5 separate regions of the Mus musculus genome follow, and regions 2, 3, 4 and 5 are each linked to region 1. A link is a loop called in an ENCODE intact Hi-C map of the cell type or tissue named here. Cell type or tissue: heart. All regions are shown on one strand. Links, peaks and the distances in the headings refer to the core of each region. The heading gives the core; the rest is flanking DNA. Region 1 overlaps Gm46328 (a long non-coding RNA gene). Region 2 has its middle 10 kb from the start of Gm36213. Region 3 holds the start of Egln3 (egl-9 family hypoxia-inducible factor 3). Region 4 has its middle 37 kb from the start of Gm35895. Region 5 has its middle 22 kb from the start of Gm36213.

Region 1 (6,429 bases), core at 549-5,548:
ACATTTGCATGCCACTGTGTGTACGTGAGTCTCTGCTCATGCTGTGATTTAAACACAAAGCCCCTACTATTTTCAGAGTGAGCAGCTGCCAGATCTTTCAGCCAAGTTGGTGGAGCCAGCTGTCCCTGCTCCCTGAAAGATGAAGGAAGCACTGAAGTCAAAACCTTCAAGCTCTCAGGAAACCTGAGTTTCTGACACTCCACTCCAGTGATAACCCACACAAGTAGACAGCCTTCCTTCCTGCCTTCCTTCCTTACTGCCAGAGCCTGCTGGAAGGATCCATAATGACAGTTTGTATCTTCCAAAGCCCAAGTTCCAATAGGATGGGAAGTAGGGTTAGGAACTCCAGGGACCCAGAGCACATAATGGATTCTATGAGACGAAGCATGTAGATATGGTGGCCACCATCTCAGGGCCCCACTAGGCAACAACTGACTCCCAGAGCAGTACCCAGAGGACCATCCTGTTCCCTTGAAACCTTAACTTTATGATATGGACAAATTCATTGAAAAAAAAATAGTGACTTCTTTTGCTTTGCCCTAAAATGACTCCAAAGAAAGAGGAAGTAGGGCTGTGATAGATCACTTGCATAACATGAAAAGGGACCTGGGTTTGATTCCCAGCGAGGAAAGAAAAAAGAAAGAAAGAATGACCAAAGATCATACAGTACAAAGAGATGGACCCTCAGAAATAGGTGTAGACCAAATCACAAGATACTGGTCAGTAGAGTACCCTGCTTGGTCCTTGCATAAGATGGCCTATTTCAGTGTTTTTCTCAGGTCTGGCTGACCTAGCCCTCAATTATCTGCAAAACTGTATACTTTCCCATAAGAGGGTGTAAAACAGCACCTAATAAGTCCAAGGCAGGCTATGAGGTAGCTGGAAAAACAAGCTAAATTCCACCTGGAGCTAGGTCGGCCACTGCTGCTCCCAGAGATGCTTTCTTCCTAACAGAAACCTGGGCGTTAGGGTGACAGTCAGAAACCCGGTTGGGGCCAGTGCCAACGAGCTGCCAGGAACAGGGAAGGGAAGCCAAGGGCGGGGATGGGAGACAGTAGAGGATTCATTCTAGGCTTCCACGAAGAACTGGCCTCTTTATGCCTTGTCCACACCCTCTGTGCCTCCCTTAATGAACCCTGAAGTCTTACCCCAGTACCATAATTGCCTGGTGGCTTTTCTTGGGTTATAGATCCTTCCCTTGCTCAACTGAGGAAAGTCCTAAGCCATCATAATGCAGAAAGCATCATGACAGCTAGCTCTGGACCAGGTAAATAGCGTCTCCCACTGGGTTGTCTCTTTAGTCTTAAAGAGCTATGTTGACAAAAATCCCCTCAAGATACAAAAAGTTGTAAGTGGGGGTAGGAAATGGGGAATGAGAGATAAGGGGAAGGTTTAACCCAAAGTAAGAATATATGAAAAAGATATAAGGGAAACCTACTATTTTATTGTCTTATTAGAAATATAAATTAGAAAAAAAATTAAATGGAGGCACCCTGCATTGGTGGATAGTATTCTTCCCATAAGCCATAAGTTATTAAGTGGAAATCCTAGTGCCAGCTGTGGAATGCCTTCCTATGAGATGTTGGTCGGGGAGCCCTCAAATATCCTCCAAGCCATACATGCTATTGCCATTGTTCTTGATTGCCCACCAGACTAAATGGTAAGACGCTATTACCAAACACATCACATTCTTTTGCTATAAGACATAGAGAAAACAAGTTGAAATTGAGTTAGAAGTTTCCTCTTTGCTAGTTGGCTTTCATGGCTGTGCAGGCTGCTGAGGGAGAAAAACCATCAACAGTGTAGCTAACTGTGAGCCCTTTAAGTTACAGTAAAGACCTGCCAGGCAAACCGTGGATGCTTGTGCACCAGTGGCACAACCATCGTGGGGGGTAACCAACCACTCTACACTTGGATTTGAGGACTGCTTTACAGTAGGGAACTACTGTCTTGTGCTATAAACTTAACCAAGAATAGGTCAAGCGCACAGGGGTTGCTCCTACCACTGCTGTTTTTCTAAGTGGATACATTGTCAATCTGTGTTCTACATACTTACCTGGACACCCTTGATTGGTGCTGTTTTCAGCCTGGGCAAGAGACATTTGTGATGCAGAGATTCTTAACTGGTCAGAAAGTACTGAGAATAAGTGACTTGAATTTTCAACCCTAAATGGCTCTGAAAAATCACGAAGGAGAAGGAAGAGCCTAAGAACTGGAGGGTAGCGGGGAGTGCTGTGAAACTTTCTTAGACATAGATGACCACTGCACTCATGAACTCCCAGCAGCTATTGTTCCACCCATGAGACCTACACCAGCTTGAGCCTGTCAGCATACCATAAGTCATGGACAGCAGAGGGCTCATGAGGCCCCTACCTCTCCCTGAGGGACACTTAGCAGTTAATAGTTGTTGGGGAAGAGAGCAGGGGTGGGGGTGATGTGAAGGGTAGAGGTATGGAGGAAGTCATTTTCTTCAGCAGTGTAGCCACTGATACATTATCTGTGCTCCAGTGAACCACCCATCACCCATACTCACGCAAGCAACCATAATTAAACCCAGTGAGTCACTTATACAAAAGGACTTAAAAGTAGGAGAGGAAGTTGTTGGGAATATGCATTTCAGTGGCAGAGGGCGAGGGCATGAAACAGAGTAATGGGCGTGAAAATAGCCAAAATACATTATACATATGAAATTGTCAAAAAAAAAAAAAAAAAGAGTTTTTTAAAAGGAAAGAAAAGAAATACACACCCCCAACCCCAGACGTTTGTGAGTGCCCTTTGTTTTGAGATCATGGGAGACTGAAGCCTAGTTCTTTGTGTCCTACTTTTTTCCCCTTCATGGGTGGAGTTCAGGAAGAGAGGGCCATCCCTGTCTCCAGAGAAGGCCAAAGTAAGAGACCTGAAGAGACCCGCAGCCAAGGCTCGAAGAGCAGTAAGCAGTCTATGAAAGAACACAGACAGCTCCTGCCCTGCTCCGGGCAAGCCTCTGTCTGTCACCCTGTAGTCTGTGGGCTCACATATGCAAGCCCCGCCATCCGTGATGCTCTGACCATCCTGGCCGAATCACTTTTCTAGCTCTCAGAGAAGCACTGGATTAAAATGTTTCCGCTGACCCTGCAATGAGGCCAGTCAGTGGATTCTAAGAAGGTGTCCGGCGGTTTAGCATCTTGCCTCAGGTAATATTATGGGACACTAGATTTTTAACCCAAATAAATGTTACCCACTGGGGCTGAGGACAAGAGGTTGGCAGGTTTGAGGAAGCTGTGCAGTGCCTCTCTAGAAGCAAGAGCTGATGCCCGAAGCTGCGCCAGGGGCTCTGTTCATGGGCTCGGGCCCCCTCTGAGTGTTTCTGACCAGCCCTGATCTCCCTGGCCCCTGAGTGTGGCAGGTCACTGGAAGCCTCTTGAAATGCTGGAGAAAATCTGCTGCCTGACACGTTCGCCCTGGCTGGCAGGCTGCTTTGCATGCCTATGGGGCAAGCGGGCTATTTTTGAACGGATTTCATAACTCTTTGTAGATGCTGCGGCTGCTGATTGCACACGTGTTTCCGGCTTGGCTCCCACAGTGAATGTTGACAGAAACAGCGTCTTCAGAGAATGTAGAAAAAGAGGGATTCGGGAGATTAGGGACACAATTTCCATGTCTAGACTCAGTTCCCGCAGCGACATCTGCTCTAATCAGGGTCCCTGGGATTCAGCACCTTGTGCAGATCACCCCCTAAACAGCTTCGCTCTCTTGGAGAAACTGGATTGTGAAACCTCCCGACAGCAGCCCTGGGTGCGAGGACCCTCCCCGTGCCGTTCCAAGGTTAAACCCCAGGTGAAGTCCTGAGGTTTTGTGGTTGCAAAAACAAAGTATGAGAAAAGTCTGTGACTGTCTTGTATCCATTTTTCTTTTGGGAAATCTTAAACCTCACACCCAATTCTAGCCCCTGGCCAGACTGCTTCTTTATCTCCCAGCTGGAAGGACCAACTTTAAAACCACAGTGCTGATCACTCATTTTCTCGTTCCAGTGTGTCTCCTTCACCTTTGCTTATCTGGCCCTCCTGTCAGCCTGGTGGCAAATCCCACTCCACTCCCCAGTTCATCCTTTTATTCATCTATCATGGCCTCCCCTCGTGCTCCGTCAAAGCACTGCTATCGGGTTCACAATTACTCGCGTCTTAGCCCCACCACATGGTACTTCTCTCCCCATCTATCTGCCTGAAACCCTGATTCATTAGTCACATATCCTGTCATATATATACATATGTGTGTGTATAGATATACATGTGTGTGTGCACGTGCATGTGTATACACACATATGTGCACACATACATATGTATGTACATATGTATATGAGTATGTGTGTGTGTGTATGTGTGTGTGTGTACACATATATGTTTTTTAGAAGAGATTTCACATACAAGTCCTTCACTGTCTCTGGAGGTCACCAGACTCCAAGTTTTCTCCAACAAGCCCTTCTCAGAAAACGAATACTTAATCCAGATGAGCTACCAACCCCTAACTTATACGTTCATCTCTGCACGAATTAAGGAGAGACGTCTCCATGACAACTTTCAAGTTCTCCATCAGAGATTCTCCTCATCCAATTTCTTGAAACAATTTAGGAACCATTTTAGGACAGCTCTGCCGCTCACTTGCTGAACCTCCCTAGTTCTCTCAACAAAAATGAGTTGCGATCATGTTCATCCCTAGGCTATCACACTCAGAATAATGTAAAATATGGCGGTGCCTCAAGTCAAAAGACAAATTGGTAAATCTTTAGTAGTTCTTTCTCCTTGGCTCCCAAGGCATTACGACTGTCTACTGGAGGCTGCATCAGGCAGTTCTGAGCTAGGCTTACCCACTGCCACATAGTCTGGGATAATGTTTTCAAAACCAATAACACTAGCCAATCACTAAGCGAGCATTGGACTAAGACTGCACATGTGCTTTGCAATGTTCACGTCGTCCTCATTACAATTTCATGTTATTTCCCCAGCATTACACTGGGGCTTAAGCAAGTAGAGTAACTGGCCCACCTGAACAGGTGAAAACACACACTTCCAGTTTAGGTCCATTCAGTTGGAACCTGAATATGCACAATATGAAAACAGATGTAACAACAGGGTTCTATTTTTTTTCCTAGTCTGTATATCATCCAAGTTTTCTCTAGAAAATGTGGTTTTCCTCAGAAAACACTTTTTTTAAAGGTAATAAAATTAAAGTTTGATGCATTTGCATAATAAGACAGATCTTTCCAGGAGGCAGGAATATTCTAAAAAAACAGATCTGAGATCCCGTGGATACACCAGGGAGAAAAATACTGAAGAAACTCTCTGTTTTCATCAGGGCCGTGTTGAGCCATGCTGTCCTGTGGGGTAGCCTGATTTACAGGAGAGAGGAGATCACTCCTCCTTCTGGGAAGAAAGTGTCTTTCTGTGTTAAGGTCGTAGACCCTCCAGTTCTAGCACATATTTACCTATGACCCTTCCACAGTACTGTTAAAATTCCTTCTTTTGAGTTCTTAATCTTAACAAAAGAATTTAGAGACAGACTTGGAAGGAACCCAAAGGGCAACTTCATTTGAGTTTAAGGAACCAGCAGAAGAGCCAAGCTGTACATCTTGGCAGTTGCCAGAAGGAAGGGAATGGAGAAGAGGGAGAGAGAAAGGCCCGCCTTCTGCAGTGGGGTTTGAGCCAGCAAGCAGGTTCCACAGTGATGTCAGGAAGCAGCTGTGTGATGGACAGCCACAGAATGGAAAAACAAAGAGTGAGAGGGAGTTTCAGAGACCAAAAGAGACTGCCAAACATGTCAGAAAAAGAATGCCCAGGCTTTGGTCAGTATCTAAAACAGAAAAAGAGAGAAAAGAAGAAAGAGGAAGAGTTCCACGTGTCTGGGGAACTCAGAAAAGCAAGCAGGCTCCATGTTGCTGCACAGTGGAAGCTCTCTGAGGGGTCACGTGTGGCAGGGCTTCGGGAAAGACAGGTGCATTGTCTCAGGGGGAAATCATCTCCTCCATCTCCTTAGCGTGTCTTTAAGTGACTCCAATTTCCTGGCGGTGGGGCTGCAGACCCTGGCCAGAGGATCAACAGGCTCAGCTGGACCAATTGTTATGGGAGAAACAATAGCATGTACTATTTATTACTCTTTGGAACCGATCAAAATGCCACATCTCCATCTGAAGCAAGAGGTAAATCCCATCTTTTGACCAGGAGACCTAAGCTTCTGCTGTTTGTTTGTTTGTTTGTTTGTTTGGTTGGTTGGTTGGTTGGTTGGTTGGTTTTTGAGACAAGGTTTCTCTGTGTAGCCCTGGCTGTCCTGGAACTCACTCTGTAGACCCGGCTGGCCTCAAACGCCAAAATCTGCCTGCCTCTGCCTCCCAAGTGCTGGGATTAAAGGTGTGCACCACCACTGCCTGGCAAAGCTTCTGCTTTCTTTTCTAGTGTT
Region 2 (6,429 bases), core at 735-5,734, 85 kb after region 1:
CCATTTGCCTGCTAATTTCATAGCTTCGTTTCCTACGACTGAATAAAATTCCATTGTGTATATATATCATGTTCTTATCAGTCATTCGTCTGCTGATTTCTGAAGTAGGATGTGGAGTCCTTTGGAGATATGCCAGGAACAGTATAGCTGGGTCATAGGGTAGTTCTGGGTTTTCTTTTTAAAGAATCTACCATACTTGTTTCCACAGTGGGTACACCAATTTACAGTCCCATTAACAGAGAACAAAGGTTCCTTCCTCTTTCCCTGCATCCTCACCAACATCTGTTCACTGTGGTGGTTTGCATTAGATGTCCCCCATATACCTGTGTGATTGAATACTTGGTCCCCAGTGCTCTAGGAGAATGAGGACTAAGAGGGAGGGAAAACTGTGGGTTTGGGAAGTGGCACTGTTGACCAGACAGAAGGGACAGATGAGGAAGACCGAGAAATCAAGGGTGGCTTCAAGAATCTGGTTTGGAAATGTGGTCAGGGGCTGATAGAATGAATGGGATGAAGGACAGGTAAGGAGTCTGGGATCCAGCTACAATAAAATCATGAGTGAAGTCGGGAAATACACAAACATAGAAGGCACAACAAATTTGGATTCAATAAACAAGTCTGCTTTGGAACAAGTTAAAGTGCCTATCCACTGAACATGCAAGGAAGGCTATCCGATGGGTAACTCTGAAACTCACTGCAGTCATCAGACCTAAAACCTGAACATCACAGGCAGGTAGGCAAAAGTTAAATCATAACATATAAGAGATTAGGCAAAGAGACGGAGAAGAAAGCAGGACTGTTAGTAGAGATGCAAAATCTCCATTATTAGGAGACTGGGGTAGGATTGCAAGTCCAAAGCTGCTTAGACTGCACAGTGAGCTAAAAGCAGCTTTGGTAACCTAGTGAGAGCCTGGGCTAAAAAAAAAACTAGAGACTGGAGAATGGCCCAGAGGAACAGGGTTCGGTTCCCAGCACCCTGAGGCAGCTTACAAACATTCATAACTCCAGTTTCACGAAATCTGATGCCCTCTTTTGATTTCCTTAGGCATGAGGCACGCATGTGGTACACATACATACAGGCAGGCAAAGCATTTGAACAACTAAGTAAAACAAGCTAAAAAGGACAAGGAAGGCTTGGGTATGTCTCCATGGTAGAGTGTCTAGCATGTCTGAGGCCCTGGATTCAATTCCTGTAAGATAAGGAGGAAAAGAGGAAGGTACTTAGACTTAGGAACATATGTTAAATAATATTAGATTACACTTTATTAGATAGTTTTAATTTAAAGGAAGTATTAAGATCTAGTTTTACTTATCAACAAACTAAAATGATTTTAAGGAAAAGGGGGAAAAAGAAGCATCACATAACTGTGGGAATTTTGCCATAAGAGGTTTGTTTGTTTGTTTTAAGTTCTCTAAGAAAAAAATTGTATCAAAAAACCTAAAGTGGTTGGCCATTTCTAAAACTAAGCCTCCTTCTAAAACAGCTGAGGGAGTTAATATCCTCCCAGCCTGACCTACAGCCCATAGTAAACAATGTAACATTCCCTTTCTGCCCTGTTACTAAAGTATCTACTTTAACTAGACCTAATTTTCCCATGCTCACCGCAGCTCTTTCACTATGACTGATCCATTCTTCAGTCTTTCATTTTGATTGACCTCTGACCAGGCTGAAACTTGTCATTGAATAATTATTTTTCCTAAGGTGTGTTGGTTCGTTCTTGAATTTGCTGAAACCTGAGAACGTGGTATCCGTTGTCATTAGATTTAACCAACACTTTGGCTGAGTAGAAGACTTGAGTCACTGAGTTCCTCAGAAATGTGTAGACATTACTTCACTAAATCAAAGTCCAAGAATAGCTGGGTTTTTCCTCTTCATAGGTGACTTGAAAAGCTCATGTCTTTAGCCAAGTGGTAGCAGGGAAACCTATCCCCCCCACATGCGCCACTCCTTTACATTTTGAAGTAGACAAATTTCTTCTATGACAATAATAAAAGTCAACAATTCAAAGCCACAAGTCCTTCTCTGCCTCATTAGACATTCTCATCATTGAAGACTGCTCAGATGTCCTTTTCTAACCCATAAGCCTTCCTCCTCTCACCTTTCCAAGTAGAATTATCTTATTCACGTAACATTTACTACATATGATGAGTTTCCCTGCTAACGACTAGGAAGAGGTCCGGGTTTTCTACAGAGGACGAAAGAAAATAGGTTAAATAATACAGAGTTTTATTTTAGTAGCCAACTTTATCACAGTGCCAACTGAATAGGGACTCAAATGTTGACTGGTCACCTATCTCTTCCAACTTTACCCTGTGAAATTTTGAGAGACTCTGGAGTTAGTATACTTGAACTTCAGCAGGTTTCAGAAGCACCTGGAGGAACAGCTGAACTATAGCCCACTAAGCCCCATATCCCCCGCCTCATGGCTGTGACAACATGGTTGTGGTAAACTTAACAAGGGACGGGTTTATTTTAGCTCATGGGTAAATTGCCCATCATGGCAAGTAAATAACGCCAGCAGGGGCATGAGTCAGCCAATCACACTCTCCTTTGCTTCCATTTAATTCAGCCCGTGAGACAATGCCACCCACATTCAGGGTGGGTCTTTTCCTCCTCAGTTAAACCTCTCTGAAAACATCTTCACAGACACATCCAGATGGATGTGTCAATGGAGAGATGACTCAAAGGTTAGTGGCAGTTTCTGCTCTTCCAGAGAACCTGAGTCTAATTCCCAGCACCCACATGGTGGCTCACAACCATATGTTGTGTTACATAAATACCTGGAGACACACATACACACATCATCATCATCTATAAATAACCCAGTAGTATGTCTCATAGGTGATTCCTAATAGAGTTAAGTGGACAGTAATGATAAACCAACACAGGTATGGCTCAAGAATTTTCTTCTCTAACAAGTGCTACGCTGGTGCTGTTTGATCCAGGCTGAGAACCAGAGAGTTAGAGTACTTTAGAAATGTAAGAAGATGGACGTGTTCTTGGAAAACAAGAGAAATCAAGGTTCAGATTAGGACTTTCCATATAGCCCCAAAGTCATCAAAATTCGTCTTGAGAAACATAAACCTAACACAAACAACTATTAGCCTATGTTCCCCCTAAGCAAAGATATCTGATGTGTCTCTTAGCTCCTTTTTATTCACTGGCCACTCATGAACAAGAGCCTTTAATCAAGACCCTCTACCCTGAATGATCATCACTCTTTAATTCCGTGGTTCAAGTATGAACCCAGAGGAATTTTGTGTGCCTTAGACCAAATTCTCCTTCAAGATAAAACAATTACAATTATATATATTTTAAATTCGTGTTTCTCTTGTTTTTTCTGTTTCTCGGGCTTTCCATTCTCTCTGCCTGCCCTCTCTCCGCCCATGAGGTAAGAGAACAGTGATTCTTGGATTAAGACTTGACAAACCACCAATAGTTACATATTCCTTGCCACCACAAGCCTTTCCACTTGTCACTGAAAACGGTGGTCACCAACCCCACCCACTCCTAGCCTGCCTCCCGTACAGAAGCCTCCACGTGGTGATTGTTGTACCCCTTTTCATAAATGGTGTTACTATATAGTGTCTTTGAGCACTGTGATTTCCTTAAGTTTTTCTGCGGACTTTGAGGTGACTAAAGTTGCATTGTAGCTCCACCTAGAGCCTGCTGCTGGTAAGACCTAGGACCCAGAGCAGACGGATGCGGGACACTCACTTCCAGTAAGTAGTAGGCTTAATGAAAACTCAGCTCTCCGGGATTCAAATGGACTGCAAGGCTATAAGAAATTGCTCAGCGTTAGGTCAAAGAGGCCTTCCCTCTGGACCTGTGACTTGATAACTCTCATTTTAAATAGTGTCATCGGCTTGGATTTTGGCTTCACGTTAGGATTTTAACTCTGGAGACACAGTCTTTTCGAAAGCATTTCGATAGGGAAGGAGCCTGGAGGGAGGAAGTTCAGCAGCTGACAGACCTTTTGGCTCTACCTCAGCTGCGTGGAGATCTGCGACCTGAAAAATCAGCGTGGCCTGGCCCAGGGCCGGTTGCAATGGAATGTGCATGTGCCCGAGAGTCCATTAGTCTCATTTAATGTGTGTGTGTGTGTGTGTGTGTGTGTGTGTGTGTGTGTGTGTGTGTGTTTTCCCCTAGCGGATAAATGTGAGCATCAAACACCCTGGCTTTTTTACAACACAAAAATCACAGGTCAGTGCCTTCCATGAGACCTGTTTGATAACAGGGAACAAGGAAGCAACGTTGGAGGACACTCAGACCCAGGAGGGTGAGCAGAGTGTTTGGGCAGAGCCAGGGGTTTGTCCCTGTAATTTAAGTATTAAATTAACTCTCTCTCCTGCTTGGGAAGAGAAATCAACACATTGCTGCAAGCCTCCTGCCAGCAGCAGCCTGCACCAAAGCTGCCCTAGGTCCCTACCACCAAGTTCTTTCATGGAAGGCTAGTCTTCACCCACCATTAAATAGACCAGGGTGGATTTTAAAGCACAAGGAATTCACATACCTTTCTCTTGACTATTTATATCAAGAGGTACAAAAGCTGAGCCATGCAAATGATGGGACCCCCTTCGTAAAGGTCCACAAATGTTGTCTGCTATGCTCCTTGGGACTGTTCCAGCTTCTGCATTTCCTAGGCCTCCCAGTGTGGCTTTTCTGTAAATTCCATGAGTCCTGTGCCCCAAATCATCTGAAATTGTTCCTTAGTAGTCAAACTGCTGACCACAAAGCCAGGGACGTTAAAGAAACAACCGGACCATCTCCCCAGAAGAGAGGTGAGAAGGGCAAATGAAGAAGACCTGGCTTGCATCTGACTGTGAAGGAGTAAAGTCTAGGATCAGTCAGGTCAGAGGGAGGCCCCAAAGTTCAGTCACGCCAACCGCATGAGCATATGAAGGAGTGCAGAGCCACAGCCCTGGCGGAGTGTAGAGCAAGCATTCCACATGAATCAGGAGCTTCTTTGGGAACTATCTCCAGATGAGCCAAATGGTTCAACAAGGCCTATGAATCCTTCAGTCCATGCTGCTCTGTGCCATCCCAGCCCTCCAGACATGCCTTACACACTCGTTTCTAACATCCCATCCCAAGAGGAGACATAGGCAGCATCTACCCTGCCTCCTAAGGTCTCAAAGGACAAACCAACTCAGTTACTGAGCTAGCTTATGGAGCACAATGGGGTGCTAACTTAAGCACATTTCCCCTTCCCTAGCCTTTCCCAGCCTAGAGACACCAGCCCCTCCTTGAGGCCAAGTGCTCTTGGAGAAGGGCTGCAAACAGTGGGTGACTGGAAGCAGCTAGGTATTCAGATGACCATCACAGGCTGAGCAGCACCCTTCCCACCCCTTTATGAGGGGTTGTAAACCATCCACGATCCCAGCAGCGGGGACAATCTTTTGCAAGTAGGAACAGCTGAACCCCTTAGATGACAGCTGTTTGGCTAGGAGAATAGTCCTGTACAGGTATGTGCATGCAACTGCGTGTGCGTGCGCACACACAAATACACACACACACACACACACACACACAAACACACTGGAGCCTAGTTTCTCAGCATGGCCACCAGACTGTAAGTTAGATGAGGATCTGGGCTGCTGCTTTTTTTTTGGGGGGGGGTGGTTGGTACGTGGGTATGGGATATTTTATTAATGAGTCTCACTGTCTAACCCTGGTGGTCCTGGAACTTAAAGAGTTCTGCCTGCTTCTTCCCCCTTAATGCTAGCACAATGTTTCTCAACCTGTGGCTCATGACCTTTTTGAGGGCTGCATCTCAAAGTCCTGCATCTCAGATATTTACACTGCGATTCATAACAGTAGCAAATGTGTAGTTAAGAAGTAGCAACAAGATACTTTTATGATTGGGGGTCACCACAACATGAGGAACTGTAGTAAAGGTTGAGAATAGCTGTGCTCAGATAACAGATGTCCACTACCTCATCTGGCAGTTACCAAATTTCTTGATGTAGACTTTGAATCCAGCTTCACCATCCTCAGGAGATGAGGCCAATGCGTTCCCAGGTTGCCAACCCCTGGGCTGTGCCAAGCCTCCCAGCTCTGAACTCTTTCTGTGGAAATGCAGACGATGAGACACTGATGTGGAAACCCATTCTTAAATGTGTCCCTTTAACACACGAGCATAGGAAAGAACAGGAAAACAAGAAATGAATAAATGGAGACTAGAGAAGAACGTGGAAGGAAAAAGGAAATTAAAGGCTGTACATTCCAGGAACTCAGAGAACAGACCTGTGTCCCAGGGGCTGCAGCTGTGCTAGGCACAGGTTTCTCAGGAAATGTTAATTGAATGAAAAACACAGAGAAGAAAAATTGACACAGGATCAAGGTGGGAGAAGACGCCCTGGAAGCATCTTTACCCAGATCCCCTGGATCTTCCACACAGCTTGGGGCTATCCTCCAGCCCCTGAGAA
Region 3 (6,429 bases), core at 707-5,706, 200 kb before region 1:
AGAAATGGCCAGGAGCAAGACTAACCCAAAGTGATGTTACAGGCACCAGCTCCTCCACCTCCCATTGGTCTACCGGCCTGCCAATCTACCTGTAAACATTTTCAAGATAAATCATCACCACCCACTGCCCCCATTACGGGCTATGAGAACAACAAAAACAAGGTTTCTACCCAGAGGTACCTCACCACTCTCTTCATGGACCTTATCAGGTTGTTTGAGTGGATTTTGCCATGAGTTTATAGGAAAAGAAAGGCGATGGCGTGGGGCTCAGCACTTGGGCTGAGGGGTCTATGAGAATTCTGAGCCCCAGGGCTCAAAGGCTGCAGCAGAAGTGGAGGACTTAACCTTGTCATACCGAACTCTTCCCTCCCACCCTACCTAACTCTACAAGCCAACTAACACAAGGCAAAAATTAGACTTGCCTCTAGTAGAGTTAAGAGTGCCTCTGGCTACTGTGAAGGGCAGTACCGGGTGGCTTTAAAGGAGGCACTTCGGATCATGGACATGCGTGTCGCAGTGTTTCCAATATCTTTTCCCTCCACCAGCCAGTTGTCCTTGCGGTCATCACCAAAACCAGGGCAATTCTTTCAGAGTCAGCAGAAGCTCATCATCACGAGACACCTGAGCCCCTTAACGTGGACTTTTGCTTAAGGGGTTAGGCCAGGAGGTGGAGGGGACGCAAGTAGGGCAGATAGGCAAGCTGACTTCTTGGTTAAAAACCAAAGTTCGCTGCACCCCAGCGAAGGCGACACAACACTCCGAATGAAGGCTTCCCGTCCCCTGCAGCGCAGCTGCGGCTGGGCACCCGCACGCATCCTACCTTGGACCGCTCCTTGACATAGTATTTGCCCAGCCGGCTCCCGCAGTACAGGACCAGCCGGTCGATGAGGGACAGGAGGAAGTTGATGGCCTCGCAGCCCTCCTCGTTGCCCCCGATCCACGTGATCTGGTCGCCTCGCAGGTGCCGCTTGGAGACGCCGGCGCACGGCCCGGCCAGCTGGCCGTCACGCAGGGCCCCGTTGTAGTGCAGCTGCTTGACTCGCTCCAGCACGCAGTCGCCCACCACCTCGCCTAGGAAGTTGTCCAGGTAGCAGAAGCCGACCTCGTGCAGACAGGGCACGATGTACTCCAGGGCGATCTTCTCCAGATCCAGCCTCATGATGTGTCCCAGAGGCATCTCGCCCACAGAGCCGAGGCCGGGGACCCCCAGGGTGCACGCACCCAGGGCTTTCCCAGCGCGAGCGCACAGCGAAGATGCGGAGAGCCGGGCCGGGGACTCTCCCACCTGCGGTGGTCACAGTCCCCGAGCCACTTTAGCTCCAGAGGCGGGGAAAGTTGCTCGAAACTCTGAAGAGAAGGGATCCCGGCTCTGGGACCGGCGGGAGCAGTGTAGGGCTCCGCCACCCAGCGCCGGACTGGCCCAGTGAGAAGTCGGAGGGCCCTTTTTGGAGATGCAGAGCCACCGCCGCGGCGGCCGTGGCCGGGGGAGGAACGAGAGAAAGCACCGCCTTGACCCCAACGTCATGGTCCCGCCCCCGGGACTGCCCTCCTCCGGGCTCTTCCTCTTGGACTGGTGCTGCGGAGCATCTGGGTGAGCTCCACTCTAGCTAACCTGTGTGTGACCCAAGAAAGGGCTGGATTTTTTTTTTTTAATGCTCTCGATTTGCATATTGATTTGCGTTAAATCCCCTAACAAACTTGAAAACCTGGATCTCACGTCTGAGATGCACATGAACAGTTTATTGCCACTTTCTGGGCTAGTCACCTCTCTGGTGACTATATTTCTTAAACATTAAGGTTTAAGCTCTACCTAGTGTCTTTCCTTCTTTCCTCTTCTGTTTGATTCGGGTCTGGCTGTTCCAACCCCTGTGAGAGAGAGAGGTGAATTTAATTTTAACCAAAACTGACTGATTCATTAACAAACATTCCCCTTGACCTCCCCCCACCCTGTGTGCCAGGCTGGTGTGTATCCCCTGAGAAGGGAGTGGAGGACAGAGAGATAGGGAGGCGCCCCGGGAAGGGAGAGCACTGCCAAATCCTGCAAATTTTTGTATTTTGTCCTGCGGGAGATGTTCATGCACCATTTATACTCAAGCTTTTTACTAAAAGGTTCTGAAATTCTCTCTCAAAATCACTCGCACTCTCCCCAAAAGATACACTGTGTTCCAGGTCTCTCTGGCTTCTACTACATGCAACTTGCACTAGAGCCCTAGGCCCTACCCAAAAGGCTTAATTATCTACTGTAAGGTGGTCTCTATACAGATTTCTGATGCCCTTTCCTTCCAAATGAGAGAGAGAGAAACAGAGACATCTAAGACAGAGGGAAAGAGAGACAAACACAGAGAGACAGAGAGACAGAGAGTCAGTTCACATCTTTGCACATTTAGATTTTCAGTTAAGTCAAATGAAAAACTGCACCGATTTTTCAAGCATCACTAATTTTGGACATAAAGTCCTTTTTGCTTTTATTCTCTTCCCAATAGCCCCTCTGCTCACCTTCTCTGAGGGGAGAAGTGGGGGTGCAGTTCATGTGAAGGAGAGGCAGAGGAGGAGAGAGTGCTGACAGACTGGGAAGAAGGCTGTATTGTAGTCAGTGAGGGCAAACAGGGCCTTGGGGAGTGGCAGTCAACCAGAGAGGGTGTAAGCAGCTTTGAAGAAACCTAACTAGCTCCATGGAGAACAGGGACCCTGTTAATGGCCTTGCTCAGTTGGCCTCTTCCATATGTCTGTCCAGGAGAAGGTGTATTTCCTTAGGGTAAAGGCTCAACTTCAAGAAGCTGTTGTCCAAAAGCCCATAGCAGCACTGGGGTGACAGGAGCCCATGTCCTTGAAACACTGATGCCAGCACATGATAGATGGTTGGAAAACAGTCTCCTGAGACACTGACATCTGAACCTGGGCCCTGCAATCACCAGCTGGGGTTTTAGACAGGAAGCCAGCAGGACAGGACCTTTTGCAAGCAGTACTGAGGAGCCTCCCAGGGTATCTAGAGCAAGACCTCAGCGGCCACTGGAGGGGGACAGTGAGAACTTCTGCAGAACAGCTGTCCTGTCCCATCCCAGTAAAGGCAAACAAAGCAAAGGCTGGAGAGTAATTTATCTTCATTGGGGATAGAATGGAAATGAGTTCCAAACAGGAGGAAAGGCCATCTTCCCACTGTTATCTGAGCCCCTCTCTAGGAGCCACTCTGACCCCTCTTATGATCTGCAGGGACACCTTGGAGTAGGAAGCTGTGGAAGGTAGTACCTTGGGGCTTTTGCAGCTTTGGAGATTGTAGTAGACTTCAGAAATATCCCAATAAAGTTATTAACTTAATATTTAAATGGATTTCCATAATTTCAGAGCACAGTGGCTGCTAGTGTAGTCACAACTAGAACAACAGTTCAAGCAAGTTCAGGCCTGATGCGGTTCTAGATGACTTCAGTTCCAAAACGCGTGCTGGTCAGGAAGGGAGTCAATCCTGTAGCCCCATCCCTGCTTGGCTTACTAATCAATCACAGGGAACTTACTAATCAATCACAGACCTGCCAATCAACTCAGAGCTGCCAGCACTGAGAGCAGTAGGGAAGTCAGACATACTGTGACTGGGAGAAATCAAAGTTCATGATTCTACAGAGGGCACAGACAGGCAGGAGCCAAACGGGCTCTGAGGCTGAGCACCAGATGGGCAAAATCCAAGTTACCTGTAAATACATTTATTTCAGATATTTGTCCATTAACCTAAGTCATTTTAAAGGTGACTATTATATTCATCAACTTTTCATTGCTTTGGCAATGTACCTGAAACAGTCATTGTGGTGGTTTGACTAGGAGTGACCCCCTCCCGTGAACTCTCGGGTTTGAATGTGTAGCCCAGAAGGAGTGGTACTATCAGGAGGTGTGGCCTTGTTGAGGTTGGTGTGGCCACGTGGAGTGTGTTGTGGAGGAACAAGCTTGAAGTCTCAGAAACTCAAGCCCAGGCTCAGGGGTGCACAGCCACTACCTGCTGCCTTTGGATCAAGATTTAAGACTCTGAGCTCCTGCAGGACCATATCTACCCGCATGCTGCCATGCTCCTGGTCATGACAATAATGGACTAGAACCCTAAAACTGTAAGCCAGCCTCAATTAAATGTTTTCCTTTATAAGAGTTGCCACGGTTATGGTGTCTCTTCACAGCAATAGAAACCCTAACTAAGACAATCATTTAAAAGAAACAACGGTTTATTTATTTTGGCTCATGGTTTTTAAGGTGTTGTCATAGTCTTTGGGGACTGTGGCAAGGCCCATCATGTCAGGGAGAGGCAAGAAGAGTGATAAAGAATCCAGGGATCCAGAATCAGATACAAGGGTCACCCCCAGTAACCTAACGTCTTTCTACTAGACCACCCTTCTAGAGGTTCTACCATTCCCCAGCAATGCCACTGGCTGCCAATCAAATCTAAACATACGTGCCTTCAGGAGACACAAGCCAGACCATAGCAAGTATTAAAATAACTTCAAAAACATACAACCAACTTTGTTTTCTTTTTTTTTTTCCTTTTAAGATTTATTTATTTATTATATATAAGTACACTGTAGCTGTCTTCAGACACACCAGAAGAGGGCATCAGATCCCATTACAGATGGTTGTGAGCCACCATGTGGTTGCTGGGACTTGAACTCAGGACCTCTGGAAGAGCAGTTGGTGCTCTTAACAGCTGAGCCATCTCTCCAGCCCCAACGTTCTTGTTTTTAATTCTGTTATGATAAAATACCCTAATAGAAGCAACACAGAGGAGAAAGGCTTATTTTAGCTCAGAAGTCACAGTTCATCATTGCAGGGAAGTCAAGATACCAGGAGGTAACGTAGCTAGTCACATCACATGCACAATCAACAGTAGAAAGCAGTGAGTGAATACATGCATGCTTCCCCATCTCCACTCTTACACATTTAGGATTCCCTGCCTAGGGAATGGTGCCACCCAGAGTGGGCAGGTCTTTCCCACTCAGTTAAGTAATCAGTTAATACTTCTACAGTCTTCTTACAGGCAAGCCTGTCTATATAATTCCTCTCTGAGGGGTTGGAGAGATGGCTCAGGAGTTAAGAGCTCTTGGTGCTCTTCCAGAAAACCAGATTCCCTTGTGGTAGCTCACGGCCATCTATAACTCCAATTCTAGGAAACCCAACTTTCTCTTCTGATCTCCAAGATAATCGGACACATATGTAGTGTGCATAGAAATGAATGCAGGCAAAACATCCATATACATAAAATAATAAATGAAATATAGATGATTCCTTACTGAAACTCCCTTCCCAGAAGATTCTAGATTGTGTCAATTTGGCAGTATTCGACATCACATGATTTCAAAGTGAAAACTTCAGCATCATTTAGCATGTTACATTCATGTTACAGCATGTTACATTCATGTTACAGCATGTTACATTCATGTTACAGCATGTTGCAATCACTACCTCTGTGCTGCCAAAACATTCTAACTGCCCCAAAAGAAAATTCTACACCCCTTGGTCAGTAATTTTCTGTTCCCAACTTTCCTCAGTCCCTGGCAACCACTGATCTGCTTCTGTTTCTCTGAGTTTACTTATACCAGACATTTTCTCTAAGTGGACCATACTATATGGGACTTCTTCCAGCTGGCTTCTTTCTTGTCACATAAAGTTGTTTTTCAGGTTCACCCACATTGTACCACATATCAGTGCTCTCTTCTTTATGGCTGAATAATTGTGGCTATGCCATAATATCCTACTTATCAGTTGATGGATTTGGGTTCTTTCCATATTTGAGTTAGTGTTAGTAGTAATGCTGTGAACATATGTGCCTAAGGATTTGATTAGCCATTTTCAACTTTCGGGGCACGGGGCGGGGGGGGGGGGAGTAAAATATTGAAGTCCCATTTTGAAGAGCCACCAAACTATTTTCTTAACAGCTTAACATTTCACATTCCCACCACTAATGTGGAAGAGGGTCTATCTGGTTTTGTTGTTGTTGTTTTGTCAAGAAGGATCTCACTATATAGTCCTGGCTGACCTAGAACTCACTACAAAGCCAGGCTACCCTCGGAGATCTGCTGCTTCTTGTGTGCTGGAATTAAAGGTATATGCCACTGTGTCCACCTCAAATTTTTCTTTTTCTTTTATGTGTAGTGGGGTTAGGCCTACACGTATGTGTGTGAAACATGGGTGTTCCTGTTGCCTGCAGAAGTCAGAAGAGAGAGTCAGATTCCCCTTGGAACTGGAGTTACAGATGCTTGTGGGCTGGGGCTGGGAGAACAGCTGGTGTTCTTCAACTGCTGAGCTGTCTTTGTAGTCCTTCAAATTCTTCCTTAATCCTCGTGTAACTTATTATTTCCCATCAAAGTCCTGCCGTGTCTGAGTTTTCTTTTATCCTGGTAGGAGCTTGAGTATCATTTGCATCTGCGTGCAACTAGAATACTTTCATAACACTTAATA
Region 4 (6,429 bases), core at 498-5,497, 91 kb before region 1:
TCTCAATATTTCTGTCTGTCTGTCTGTCTGTCTGTCTGTCTCCTCACTATGTAGCCCTGGCTATCCTGTAGACCAGGTTGTCTTCAAACTCCCAGCACCCCCCTGCCTCTGCCTCATGAGTACTAGACTTAGAGGTATGTGGCAAATATTTCCTTTACAGAAATATTTCCTTTACAGAGTCCAGATGCACAAGCTACCCACTTCTTGCGATCTGGTGTGTTCAGTAAGTTCTTGGGCCTGGTTTTAATATGCTTTGTTTTTCTTTCCCTTCAGACTGCACTCTCTCTGTCTAATTCCAGGGAGAAGGAGCATGGGTTAGTTATAAAAGGCTAACAAACTTCAGGTGGGCTGAGAAACTCCTGGCAGGAACATTGCATGCTGGTAGCATCTTCAGAACCCTAGGATGCAGGAGACGCCTGACAAGAAGACCCACCACATACGTGATATTTACAACTTAGAACAGATCTGCATATGGAATCTCCCACCACAAAAATTCCCTTTTCTGCTCTCCAAACCCCCACGGCCCTGTACCTGGGCACACAGTCTCCAGTCCTTTGAGAGCTGCCCTTCGCTGTTGGGGGAAGTGCCTGGTGGTTATTCTAATTAAGCATTGTAAACTAGCATCTAATAAATCCGATGACCATTGGTCAATAAAATATCTTCAAAACAGTCATATGGAGATCCTTATAATTCATGATCTTTCATCAATTCGGCTTCTTAGGACCAGTTATGATGAAATGCCATCTTTACCTTTAACATCTCTGAGTGAACTTATGCCCTAAGGGAAAAAACAAACCCATCCTTCCCATTCAGCAACATATAAAGCAGGTGTTGGGTTCTGAGTGCTGATTACTGGGTGCTGGGTGCTGGGTGTCAGAGGTAGAAGACAGCATGCTGCAGTCCCTAAGGATATGGAGACTATGCCTAACAGTGTGCTCTTGTTACAAAACCATTTATGTCGTTTGATCTGAAAATTTCAACTATGCAAATCATTAACCAAGTGACCAACTATTTACATATAAAGACACTTGAGAGAATATTACTTAGACAAAAAGTAGAAACAACATAGCATACAATGATAGCAGAACTACTGCAAACATGACAAAGTGAAGGGTTTGTCAATGTGAGTGTTACGTAGTATTCTCAATTACAAAATTAACTTATTAAATATAGAATATACCAGAAATAACATGTTGTGTGTTCCTGTGGAATTTAAGGACTCTTGTCTTCCTATTCTGGGTATTTAGCTTTATTCTTTTATGAGATATGTATTAATCTTTTCCTCTAGGAAGCCTTGGGGAATCCCCTTTCCCAAAACAGTAAAACAAACCAGAACAAAGCCCAGCCTACATAATAAGCAAAACTGAAAGGCAGTTCTGTAACCCGGAGCTCTGCCTAAAGTGGAATCCACCCCCTTCGTTTGTGCTTTTCTTTCCTTGTTTGTTTAGTTTTGTTTGGGGTTTTGTTTTTGTTGTTGTTGGTCCTGGGTTTTTGTTTGTTTTGTTTTGTTTTGTTGAGACAAGGTTTCTCTGTGTAGCCCTGGAATTCAAATGTAGTTCAGGCTGCCCTTGAACTCTTGGTTTTGTAACTGCTTGCTTCTGCCTCCTGAGTGCTAGGATTAAAGACAGGAGATGCCACCTGCTGCCACCCCCACAACCCAAAGTTCATTTCAGTTTTGCTTGTTTCTACTGGTTTCCCAAGACAAACAAACAAGAGCAAAGCAGGCTTTTCTGAAGTAGTCAATGACTGACATTTTCCCCATCCAGTTATCTTCAACAAAGAAAAGAATATCCTGTTTCATTGCCACGACCATTGCAGCTACAGAAATGCCATTTGCAGCTAGCGCCTTACTGCAGCCCTGAAATAAGTCAGGTATCCATAGGGGCCGCTCAGGACCCCTAGGCTATCCTGTTGGTGTTACAAGCCCAGGGACCACCCGCTGCACTTGAAGCTGAAAGTCAGTATCCCCACCACCACACCCAAAGACCTGCCTAGTCCCCTGCAAGCACTACTCTCCCTTTAACTGTGCCAGAAAGGGCAGCACTAAAGAAAAAGTGGGGGTAATTTGACACATTCATTAGAATCCCCACTTGATTTTGGCGGAGTGTGAAGGCTTGTGGAGACCAGGTAGCCAGCCTGTGCTGGCCTGTGCTGGCCTTGAACTGGCTAGGTAGCTAAGAATGACCTTGACTTCTGATTTTTCAGTCTGGGGCGTATACCAATACACTTGGATCCCCTTTTCTCTGTCACCTGACTTTCCACTGAAACATGAGACTGGGACCTGTCACCAAAGAAGGTTACGTTAATGCCAAGTGCTCCTCTGTGCGGTGCTAAAAGTTCTCTTTGTGGTCAACTGATAAAACATTGAACAAAGGCGGGTCTTGAGCTCCTCGCTGTCAATGGATAAAGGGAGCCTGTCCTTTCTACATCACACTGGGTTGCTTAGAGACCAAGAGATTTTTGAAAGCAACAAAAAACCTAGAGTAATTCTGAAACGTCTTCACTTAGATAAGAGGCCATAAAAGAAAGAAGCCAGGGGCCAGCTCCGGGGCTTCTGTGGACTCCCAGGAGGTCAAGAAGAGGCTCGAGGGAAGGGCATGTACAGAAACCCGGATTTCTCCTGTCTAGCTGCACCTGGGACCAAAGATCAGCTCCCACTGTAAAGCCATCCTCAGGGCCATCAGGGTGGGGCTGCACTGGGGCCAGGGCGAAGTCCCTCGGGGTGAGCCGCGGGCAGGTAGCCAGGCACCAGGCAGGACTCAGTCCCGGTCCCGCCCGGCCCAACCTGGCCCTGCCTGCCACCAAGGCTCACGTAGCGAGAGCGTGAGTCAGCACCATCTGCTCGGTGAACCCTGCCCACCTCCCGGCAGGGGACCGCCCCCGCTTAGCCCGCCTGCGGGTTCCACACGCTCAGAGGGGTCCCCAGCCCCAAGATGCTAGGTAGGCTCGTTTTCACAGAAAGAGGGGCAGGAGGGTAAGGGCCGAGAGGAGCCTGAGGGTGGTCCTTCCTTTGCATGATCTTGACCTTCTCCTAGTCCTGATGTTTCTTTGTAGAGAGAGCACTCAGGCTTGCAGACTGGCTGGCTGGCTGGCTGGCTGGCTCACTGACAGGGATGCGAGGGAGGGAGGGGTGCTGTAGGAGTCAAGACCCTGGGAGACTGGGAGCTGATGGAGGGAACTTTTGAAGGGGGTGGGGGCGGGGAGTCCCTTATCAACTGCATCTCTCTTGGTGTGGGGAATAGTTTGCATTTCCTGTAACTTGCACCTGTTTAGTTCTAACCACCAACTTTATAAAAGGAAATTGCCTACGTGCCTGACGGCTGAAAGACAGAATTAGAAGCACTCTTCGCTGAATGTGTGAATGCTGCAGGAACTCCAGTTAAGTTCTGGACCTACAGGGTTGAAAGTCTGAGTCTCCGGAGGGAACAAAAGAATGGCAAGCCTCCTTTAACTCTTCCAAGTACTCCCCCCCCCCCCCAAATTAGGGCACATTATAAAAAGGCTTTCTTTCTTCCTGCATTTGTGATATGCAAATTTCACTCCCTTTTCTTTCTTTCTTTCTTTCTTTCTTTCTTTCTTTCTTTCTTTCTTCCTTCCTTTCTTTCCTTCTTTCTTTCTTTCTTTCTTTCTTTCTTTCTTTCTTTCTTTCTTTCTTTCTTTCTTTCTTTCTTCCTTTCTCTTGTTTTGTTTTGTTAGTTTTTTGATTACTTTGTTTGGGCTTAAGATAGGGCATCTCTGCATAGCCCTGGCTGTCCTGGAACTCACTATGCAGACCAGGCTGGCCTCAAATTCATAAAAATCCACCTGCCTGACTCCTAGGATTAAAGGTGTGCACCACCACACCTGGGCTAATGTCACTTTTTTCTTTTCACACACACACACACACACACACACACACACACACACACACACACAGCTCACATGGCTCAGCTCTCTTGTGGAGGTCAGAGGACAATTGTGGATATTATTGTCTCCTTCCACTCTGTGCATTCCTGGTATTGAACTCAGATCTTCTGCTTGGCAGTCAGCACCTTCAGCAGCTGAACCATCTCACCAGCCGAAATGTTACTTTTTCAAAACCCGTGAGAGAAGCAAGCAGAGGTCTCAGAGACAGAAGGGTGCTTTTGAAGGGAAAGAAATATATGGAGAAGGGAAGAGAGAAAAGGGAGAGAGAATAAAAAGCAAAGTGGTTTAACAGAGCAATATGGACCCCAGAATGAAAGCTACTGTCTGGGCTCAGGTAGTGCAAAAATAAGTACTATCCCAAGGTCCCAGCTTCAGGGTCGGTGGCTGGGTGAAGCCACTAACCACGTAGAGCTAAAGATAAAGGAGGCCCAGCACCCAGTGGCTGGACTGTTCAGATTCTACAACTTGCAGGCTATGTGACCTTAGCCAAGCCATGAGCAGCATCTCTGTCTCCCTCCTTCAAAAAACAAGAATGGTGAAGTCAGTGCTCATGTTCCAGGACTTTTCAGAGACCCAAGTCTCTGCATTAATACAAGGAAAGCACCAGAGCTAAGTACTGTGCTTAGTAGACACTCAGTAAGTACTCAAGGAAAGCACCAGAGCTAAGTACTGTGCTTAGTAGACACTCAGTAAGTACTCAAGGAAAGCACCAGAGCTAAGTACTATGCTTAGTAGACACTCAGTAAGTAACACTCAGTAAGTACTCAAGAAAAGCACCAGAGCTAAGTACTATGCTTAGTAGACACTCAGTAAGTACTAAGGAAAGCACCAGAGCTAAGTACTATGCTTAGTAGACACTCAGTAAATACTGCTACAGGCATGAATACAGGCGATGAAGGCCAAAGCCATCAGACACAGCAGAGCAGGCTATTGTACACAACTCCAGAAGGCTCAATCACACGTGAATATGGGCTATGCAGGGTGGGAATCCTGAGGATCCAGGTGGCTGAGTTAGTACTGCTCATAATAGCAAAGTAACAGACATTCAAGTGCACTTATGCCTAAGTTGTACATGGGATATTCATACAGTAACATACCATTACAGCTCTTCACAAGAACTAACCTGTATATATGTGGATATGTTTCCAAAAGACATTGAATAAAACAGCAAGATGCAAAATGACATATGTCACATGATATCATCTAAGAAAAGAAGATATAGACAGGAAGAGTTCCTATATTTTGCACATGTAAATATTTTTAATACTGAGAGAAGGAATACACACTTATAGCTATTTCTGAATAGAGAAAGAAGGAGTGCCTCTGTTACGATGTTCAGGCAACTTGGCTTTCTTCTGTGCTCCAACCATCACTTCATGGAATGTGCAAGAATAGTAGGTAGCTTGTTCTGTTTTAAGGCCCAGATCAACCCTAGAAGCAAGTATGCCAACATTGGCTAACTGTGGACTACAGGAATATGGGTGATCACTATTTTTTTTTTTCATTTGGACTTTTCTGCATATTCTAGTTAAAAATAATTGCACATCCAAGGGTAAGTGGTATGGCAAATGCATAAAGATGTGGACCTGGAGCACACGTCTTGGGTAAAGCACACATAGTAGTGAAAAAATCAGGTGAGCTATTGAATGTGGCACACTGACAAAATGGTGATACGGGAAATAAAAAGTACAGCAGCTCACAGCTAGGATGACCATGGCTCTCGGCCTGTCTGCAGAGAGACTTCTTCCAGCGCTGTTTCCTCTGAGAGTCAAGGGAGTGAGCCGAGCCCCAGGGCTGGGGTCACGCAGACTTAGACTTAGGGTGCCAATAACTAAGACGTGGGGCGTTAGTTAATGAGTTTCTAGTCCCTTCCATGAAATGGGAACCAAAGTCGTGTCAAGGGACAGGACGGGATGGGATGATGAAGCAAAGTCCCCAGAAGTGGACACAGGAAGTCCAGCAAACAGCGACTGCACGTAGATCAGGAAGGCGTGGCCTTGGGTCCAGGATGGAGCCGATTTGGGAGAGATTTTTTCTTACCCTTGGGTTGCCTTTTACCCTGCTAAAGGGTTTTAAACGGCTGTGTGGAAACGAAGAAAGCCGGTCACCAGTCATCTGAGAGACTGTACTTGATTGTGACATTCTTTAAGAGTTTCAGGTCTAGAAACAGTTGTTTTTTTTTTTTTTTAAATCACCACCACTACCCCCTTAAAGATCCAGTTATCGGTTGTTTTTTTCTTAAGTTTGTATGCACAAAATAATGGGCTTCACATTTTCATACATGTTTATTTTTGCACTTTGCTCATATTTGACTCCCTAACTGCCCCCTACCCCAGATGGTTCCCTTCCTCCCTACAAATAGTCTCCTTTCTGCTCTCACATCACGTGCGTGTGCGTGTGCATGTGTGTGTGTGTGTGTGTTTACATCTATACTCAGAATATGAAACAAGACAAAGCAATGTTTTGTTTTCTCTCACTGGCCTCTCTTGTTCCTCCCTCTTCCTTCGCTTTAGACACCTTCCA
Region 5 (6,429 bases), core at 1,004-6,003, 53 kb after region 1:
TTTCTTTCAGCCTCTGGGTGGGAGAGGAAAGAACTATGCGAGGGGGTGGGGGTGGGGAGCTAGATGTTCAGTTTCTGCCCAGATGCATACTCTGTCTGCAATTCCATCTGAGATAGCGTCGACTGCCCAGCCAGACCTAACACTACCCTCACCAACATGGATTCTGTCAGACACATTATAAAACTGGAAGCCCTGGGATAGCCCCCCAAGAATGTTGCTGAGAGACAGGAAGTTGCCCCGCTTCTAATCTACCCTCTTCCACTTTATACACCACAAGCACATCTTTTATTGGAGATCTGATTTCCAGACCAAGGGTTCCTGGTTTGGGTTTTGGTTCCTTTTGCTTTCAGTCATTTTGTTTATTTAGTCCATGCACTCTCCCTCCGAGCCACGCCCTCGGCTCCCAGACAGGTTTTCTAAAAGGCTAGTTTTATTGCATGCATTAACTTGAGAAGTACAGCCCCAGCCCTGTCTACCTCTCTGAAGAAAACAGTAACTCACCCTCTGCCAACCATGCCACGTGGGCAGGAGCATTAAATGCAGCAAATCTTAATCTCCTCTAAAACAGTGCCCCTTGGTTGTCCACAGTAAACACTCTCTGTCCTGATCCACTCCGTGTGTACTGGCTGAAATTTATTTACTGCTTTTCATCGTTATCAATCAAGGGTGATCTGCCTAGAAAGCTGCGAAACGGCCTCTGCAAGCTTGTAGTTCAAAAGCTTAGAGCAGCCCTGGCTTCCCCGGTCAATCGGCCAAGACTTCTGCTAACCACCCCAAAACACTAGCGATAAGACAGCAACGAGCAATAGGAGTTGGCAGAGGTTTAGCTCTGAGAAGACCGGGAACAAGCTTGTATTTCTACTTTGGTTGCTGAAGTATGTAAAAAAGAAGAAACATTGTATCTAACGGCTGTTTTTCAGATTGTTTCCACAGCAGGGCCAATCACAACTTCCCATCTCAGTACATACAGCCTCGGAAATGTGCTGTGTCTTCAACAGTGAACCACACGCCACACCAAGCATCCAGAAGTGAGGTAGGTGAGGTATATAGCCCATATCCAAAAAGAGACTCGAGGCGTTTAACTAAACTAAATGTGTGAATCTAGAATTCCGATTTCAATCAATTGGCTCAGTCTCTTTCCTGTCTGTCTTAAGCCCAGTCTCTCTCTTATATGACTATTTTTTTTCCCCCAACTACATCTTCATCCCAGGTATCCAACATAGCATCTTCACTATCCTTGGTGCAAGGTCAGAGGGTGAACAAAGACTCCTTATGCTGCATCCTATGTCACGTTCCCAGTGAGACAGGCATGGGGAGGAGCCTGCTGTACATCATATTAACTCAGGGTAAACACTCATCTCCCAGCTCCTCTTTTTCCCAGACACATTTGACTTAAACACACTCAACAGCATAAGCAAAGACTTGAATTTGCCATAACTGCTCTGAGCCTGACCCTAGGCCATGACACTCAGACTATATATATATATATATATATATATATATATATATATATATATATATATATATCAAAGTCATCTGGAGGGCATGTGGAAACCAATCACTGGGTCTGACTTAAAGTTTCTGACTCAGCCTGAAGTGGGTTCTAAAACTTAACATTTCTATCTTGAAGATGCCCATTAGACCGGGGATGACACGCTGAGAGGTACTGCATGGGACTCATAGGCACATGGGAGCTTCATGGAAGTCAATGATCGTGGGAACCAAGCCCTTCAGTTCTGCCTCAAGCAGAAAGACAACTTGCCTGATCCTATTGGAGCCCAGGTTGGGAGCTGGAGAGAAGTTGAGTCAGTAGATAGTGAAGCTTTAAAAGACCATACAGGAAGCAGTGAGGCTGGCAGCCCAGCTCTGAACTAGGACCCCGTGACCTCTGCTTCACTCCTTGTCTGTTCCTTGGATGTGACCACAGGCAAGCAGTTTCTTCCTCTGTATAAAAAGGTGTTGGAAAGCATAGTTATAGCCTTGGGAAGCTGAGGTAAGACTTGAATGAAGTCATCTATACAAATCATGCAAAGTGCAGTATTTGGAGGATTTCAAATAGGTTGAATGGAAATGTTCAACCTCAGCATATTGCCAGAACTTAGACCATCAAGGAGAGGCCTGGATACGAAGACTGGACTAAGCAGACAGGTAAAACTGAAAGAGGCCAGATGAGGAGGCACACGCCTGTAACACCAGCAACTCAGGAGGCTGAGGCAGAAGGGCTGTGAGTTCCAGGTCAGCCTGAGCTATATATTAAATCATTGTTTTTAAGATAAACAAACAAACAAACAAAACCAAAAAACACAAATTTTTAAAAAGCCATAAAACAGAGTGAAAAAACCAGTATGTGTAGCTGCCTCAATCCACTTTGGGCTCTGAACAATGCCTCTGCCCACAAGCAACGGACAACAGACCACAAGACCCAAAGCTCCTCCCCTGTGTTTCAGTACTCCTTCTATTAGCCCATTTTCTGTTACTATAACAAAATGCCTAAAGTTAAGTAAGTACCAAGAAAAGAGATCCATTTATATAACAGTTTTGGAGACTCTGAGAAGAAACATCATAACACTAACTCTGGTGTGGGGCACTCGGCTGTACTGCATCACAACAGATGGTCGCACGTGCGAGAGGGAGCGGTCACATAGCAAGACTAGGAACAAAGTGGGTCCCCCGAGAACTTCTGCTTCAGAAGGCATGCCTCCAAAGATTCAAACACTCACTCACCCTTAGGCCCTAATGGCCCCACCACCTTTTAACCTTGTCACACTCTGAACCCAGCTCTCAATGCATGAGCCCTCGAGAGACTCGGCCCATATCCAAACCAGTCTCTTCCACTTCTACTCAGCTTTCTGCTTCTGCTGGCCAGATCTCCAGGACTGCTTACCAGGCAGTTTTCCCCACTAGCCCGTAATCTGTCCTTTCTCAGCAAGCCTCTTGGCTTGTCCTGTCCTTCTACCCACGATGAGTCCAAGTGGTGCCAACGCATATGTCCTGAGCTCTCCTCACCGTGACATACAACCATTGATCACTAATCCAATTTTGCAAGCCCTTTTCTAAGAAGCGGTGTTAAAATGACCCCCATAAAAATTATTTTCCTACTCTTGTAGTTTTCAGATTGCCCAAATATGGAGAGCTTAGCTTGTTTTGTCAAGTCCAATTGCTTAGCAATGGCTGCCTGGGGCATCATGCGTTGCTCTAATTATTTAATTTTCTTTTTACTGTTTATTATTTTTTTAGTCAGATAGGCATGCATGCTTAAAGTTAATAGTCAGATAATTCTATATGGTTTATTATTAAAAAGGTGGCAGTCCCTGTCTCTCGCAGCCTCTTCTCCATTGTGAGGTACTTTCAACCTTGTCACTAATATCTGATCAATCTCTTGGTGTCTACAATGGCAATTTCATGTTCTACCACTTGCTTTAAAAAAAAAATGAGTTGGTCCTTTAGTTTGAGCCAATAATATTTACTAACTTCTTCCCATAAAACCTAGTATTTTATTTTTATATCTATGCTACTTTACCCATGTACATCTTAATCACAGTTTTAAATAGACCAGTATTTGGATTTGTAATAGTATTTCTATTTAAATGTTAGTCACAGATGAGCCAGGTAATAACATTTGCCTTTCCCTCACAATGTTTTTTAGTCTCTCTGAAAAAAAAAAAAACTGTGCCCTTGCTTTCATTTAAAATTTTCTATGTGTGTTTATCATTAATTGAATGCCTAACTCTGACCGCCCTGTAAATCTCTCAGGACATTTGATACATAGGACACGCCCTCAGTTCCATCTTCCTGGGCTTGTGGGAGCATCTCGCAGCTTCTGGCCTGTTCCACTCCAGCTAGGCTTCCTTCCTGGTGTCTCCCTTCACCTGCCCTTCTGAAGACTCCTTTTGCTTCCAGATTTCTGTGTCTTAAAACTCTCCCTTTCTTGGTTTAATACCCTTATACCTGGGACACATGTACCTGCTGTTTCCTAAGAACTTTCTGGAAAGGAAGTGGTTTTAAGCATTTGGTATGCTTGCTCTTCCCTTACGTCCTTTCGGTATTTTGAATGGCTGTTAAGGTCAAGGCTAACCACCATATCTCCCTAGAATTTGAAATGTGGGAAACCAGTGCCATTCTGAGGCTACTCCTTCTTGTGGTCTCCCGTTCAGTTTCTAGAATAGAAACTCCGTTCTCAATATTCTAAAATCTCATCACGAGGTAGCCTCCACGTGGGCCAATTCCCATCCAGTCAGACGAATCTCAGTGAGGTCTTCCAGGCTGGAAACGTCCTTCTTACAGAATTCTCTTAACCCATTTGGTTGGTGACTTTGCCTAGTGTTCCTTTCCCCCTTATTAACAACTTTTATTATTCAGATTTAGACGTCTTGAACTAGTCCTTAGATTTTTGTATTAGTGTCTCGCCTCCACTCTCTGTCACTTTTTATTTTTGCTGTATCTCACGTAGATTTACTCACTCTTATAGTTAGGATTTCTTTTCAAGCTTCCTTCTTCCCACTATGTTTTTAATTTCTAAAAATTTTTTTCTGTCCATTTGATTTCTGAGTTCGAGGCCAGCCTGGTCTACAAAGTGAGTTCCAGGACAGCCAGGACTACACAGAGAAACCCTGTCTCGAAAAAACCAAAAAAAAAAAAACCACAAACCCATTTCATTAAAAAAGGACTTATTAAAAAAAAAAAAAAAAAAAAAAAGATGTTCCTTTTCAAATAGCACTTGTTCTTATTTCATGGTAGTAATATTTTCTCGTTTCTTGAAGGATACTAATAATAGACTTTAATTATTTTCCCCTGTACTAGAGACTGAACCCTGAGCCTTATACATGCTGGGTAGGCACTCTACCACTGAGCTAAATCCAAAGCCCCTATAGGTTTAGATTTTTACAATGTTCATCTCCTGGCCTAACCTCTCCAAGACGTTTTGTGTCTGAGTGTCCTCTCCTTCTCCTTCCTCTCCTTCCTCCCCTTCATCTATATCCCCTCCCCTCTCAGATATCTTATAATCTTTGATCAAATCCTCTTATGCTGGGTGTGACTGAAAAGCTGACTTTAGACTTGGCTTGTTCTCAAATACGATAACATCGCCATCCTAAGACCTTATCTCTGTAGCCCAGTAATTGTCTTTCAATCATAGCTGTCGAGAGGAGCCAGTGAGCAGAAATCTCACTGAACGGTGGACGGGTAGCTACCATAGGTGAAAAACAGGAAATCAATAGGCAAAGCCCAAATCAGACTACATGTAGAGAAACCCATCCTTAGATTTCCTTCCTTTTGATAGCGGTGGGCTGGCCTCCCCATCTACCTGTGATCACACACCTGTGTGAAGATTCTTACTCTCTGCAGCCTAAGCAGCTTTCTTCTCCTGCCCTCTTAGAAGTGTTAACAGCTCCTGCAGTAGTCTACAGTTCTCTGTTGGTTTCCTTACACTGTACCTCTTTATAAGTGGCCCTATTGCCAGCGTTTCCTCTGTTACTATATTTGAGTGTGCTGTCTTCCTCCTGCTGGAACCTCATACTACACAGTGAACACAGCAGGGCTCACTGATGGCAGACAGCAAACGCTATCACGCACACACTAGCTCAATTGTGACGAACTTGCTGCCGTCATTTGGAAAGGACTCAGAGAGAACAGAATCCAAACTTGGGGAGACTGGCACTGCAGCCGGCATTTATCTCACATCTATGACGTCATGAGTTTGACCTTAGCACTAGAAAAAGAGATAAAGCTTAAAAAGTTTATACTCTCTCCCCCACCCCCATCAAAGTCAATTTGCCTTACAGATAAATATATGTAGTTACAAAACAACCTCAATCTTTCAGGCATAGATAAGTTAGTAAGTTAGTCATGGATTTTCTTCAGAATTCAAAGTTCAAAGTTCTGTCTCCCAATGAGTCCACGGGAATACAAAGACGTGGAAAGTCCACTTTGTTTCCTCTTTTAGAAGTTCCAAAGCAGAGGGAAGTCTTGCTCTCAGCTTCTCTTCCAGCTCCATATGCAGAGATTCTCCCCCATGTGAAGAGGGATGTGAAATAGCCATCAAACGAGAGCACACAAACCGGTCACCATCATCCTTGGACAGCAGAGGCCCCCTGGGAGACCAACTCAGCAGAGACAGATTCGAAGTTAAGAATATTCTCTTTCCTACTGATTTCCCAGTTCCCCCAACAAGTGAGCACCAGGCTCTGGCAGAAACTTGGCAAGCAGAGGTCAGAGTGTCTCCATGGCTCGGCAGGCCCTGGCAGAGCTCCCTTAGGACGGGGCGCAGAGGTGCCAGAAAGCCTAGTTACGTCACCAGTGCTGTCAGGCTCTGATCAGCAGATAAGATTATCGAGGGGCCTTTCATCTTCAGGTCATGTTCAGCAGCCCTGAGTCAGAGCTCAGGCTGCTCCTTGTGGAGATGGTGGGAAATGAGTGGGTGCAATCAACCCA

What was found. A loop is a pair of places that touch in the nucleus more often than their neighbours do. Peaks named below come from ENCODE experiments on the same cell type or tissue, not always from the same donor. Only the 100,000 strongest peaks of a DNase experiment are listed, where the experiment ranks them.
Region 2: a loop joins it to region 1, with 2.1 times the contacts of the local background. A loop is called at or near these places in 3 of 42 quality-filtered maps.
Region 3: it touches region 1 in a loop (2.6-fold over the local background); 3 of 42 quality-filtered maps call a loop at or near these places.
Region 4: a loop joins it to region 1, with 2.3 times the contacts of the local background. A loop is called at or near these places in 3 of 42 quality-filtered maps.
Region 5: a loop joins it to region 1, with 1.9 times the contacts of the local background. A loop is called at or near these places in 2 of 42 quality-filtered maps.

The regions. Positions count from the first base shown.
Region 1 is chr12:54,401,792-54,408,220 of GRCm38, forward strand. Gm46328 (a long non-coding RNA gene) reads left to right here. Exons shown (of 4, transcript XR_001780528.1): 2 at 1,190-1,267; 3 at 2,851-3,173; 4 at 3,515-3,865. Among named protein-coding and RNA genes, the nearest start is that of Gm46328, 4.8 kb to the left of the region's middle. In heart, for the core only: no CTCF peak of the experiment used is centred there; a DNase peak (open chromatin) is centred at 3,470; H3K4me3 peaks cover 510 bases; H3K27ac peaks cover 1,300 bases.
Region 2 is chr12:54,486,219-54,492,647 of GRCm38, forward strand. No RefSeq gene overlaps it. Among named protein-coding and RNA genes, the nearest start is that of Gm36213, 10 kb to the left of the region's middle. In heart, for the core only: a CTCF peak has its summit at 3,670; no DNase peak of the experiment used is centred there; H3K4me3 peaks cover 264 bases; H3K27me3 peaks cover 1,042 bases.
Region 3 is chr12:54,202,385-54,208,813 of GRCm38, forward strand. Egln3 (egl-9 family hypoxia-inducible factor 3) reads right to left here and starts at 1,490. Exons shown (of 5, transcript NM_028133.2): 1 at 821-1,490. The coding sequence starts at 1,177. In heart, for the core only: a CTCF peak has its summit at 2,999; DNase peaks (open chromatin) are centred at 1,477 and 2,997; H3K4me3 peaks cover 1,284 bases; H3K27ac peaks cover 1,193 bases.
Region 4 is chr12:54,310,462-54,316,890 of GRCm38, forward strand. No RefSeq gene overlaps it. Among named protein-coding and RNA genes, the nearest start is that of Gm35895, 37 kb to the right of the region's middle. In heart, for the core only: no CTCF peak of the experiment used is centred there; a DNase peak (open chromatin) is centred at 2,810; H3K4me3 peaks cover 1,218 bases; H3K27ac peaks cover 1,496 bases.
Region 5 is chr12:54,454,065-54,460,493 of GRCm38, forward strand. No RefSeq gene overlaps it. Among named protein-coding and RNA genes, the nearest start is that of Gm36213, 22 kb to the right of the region's middle. In heart, for the core only: no CTCF peak of the experiment used is centred there; no DNase peak of the experiment used is centred there.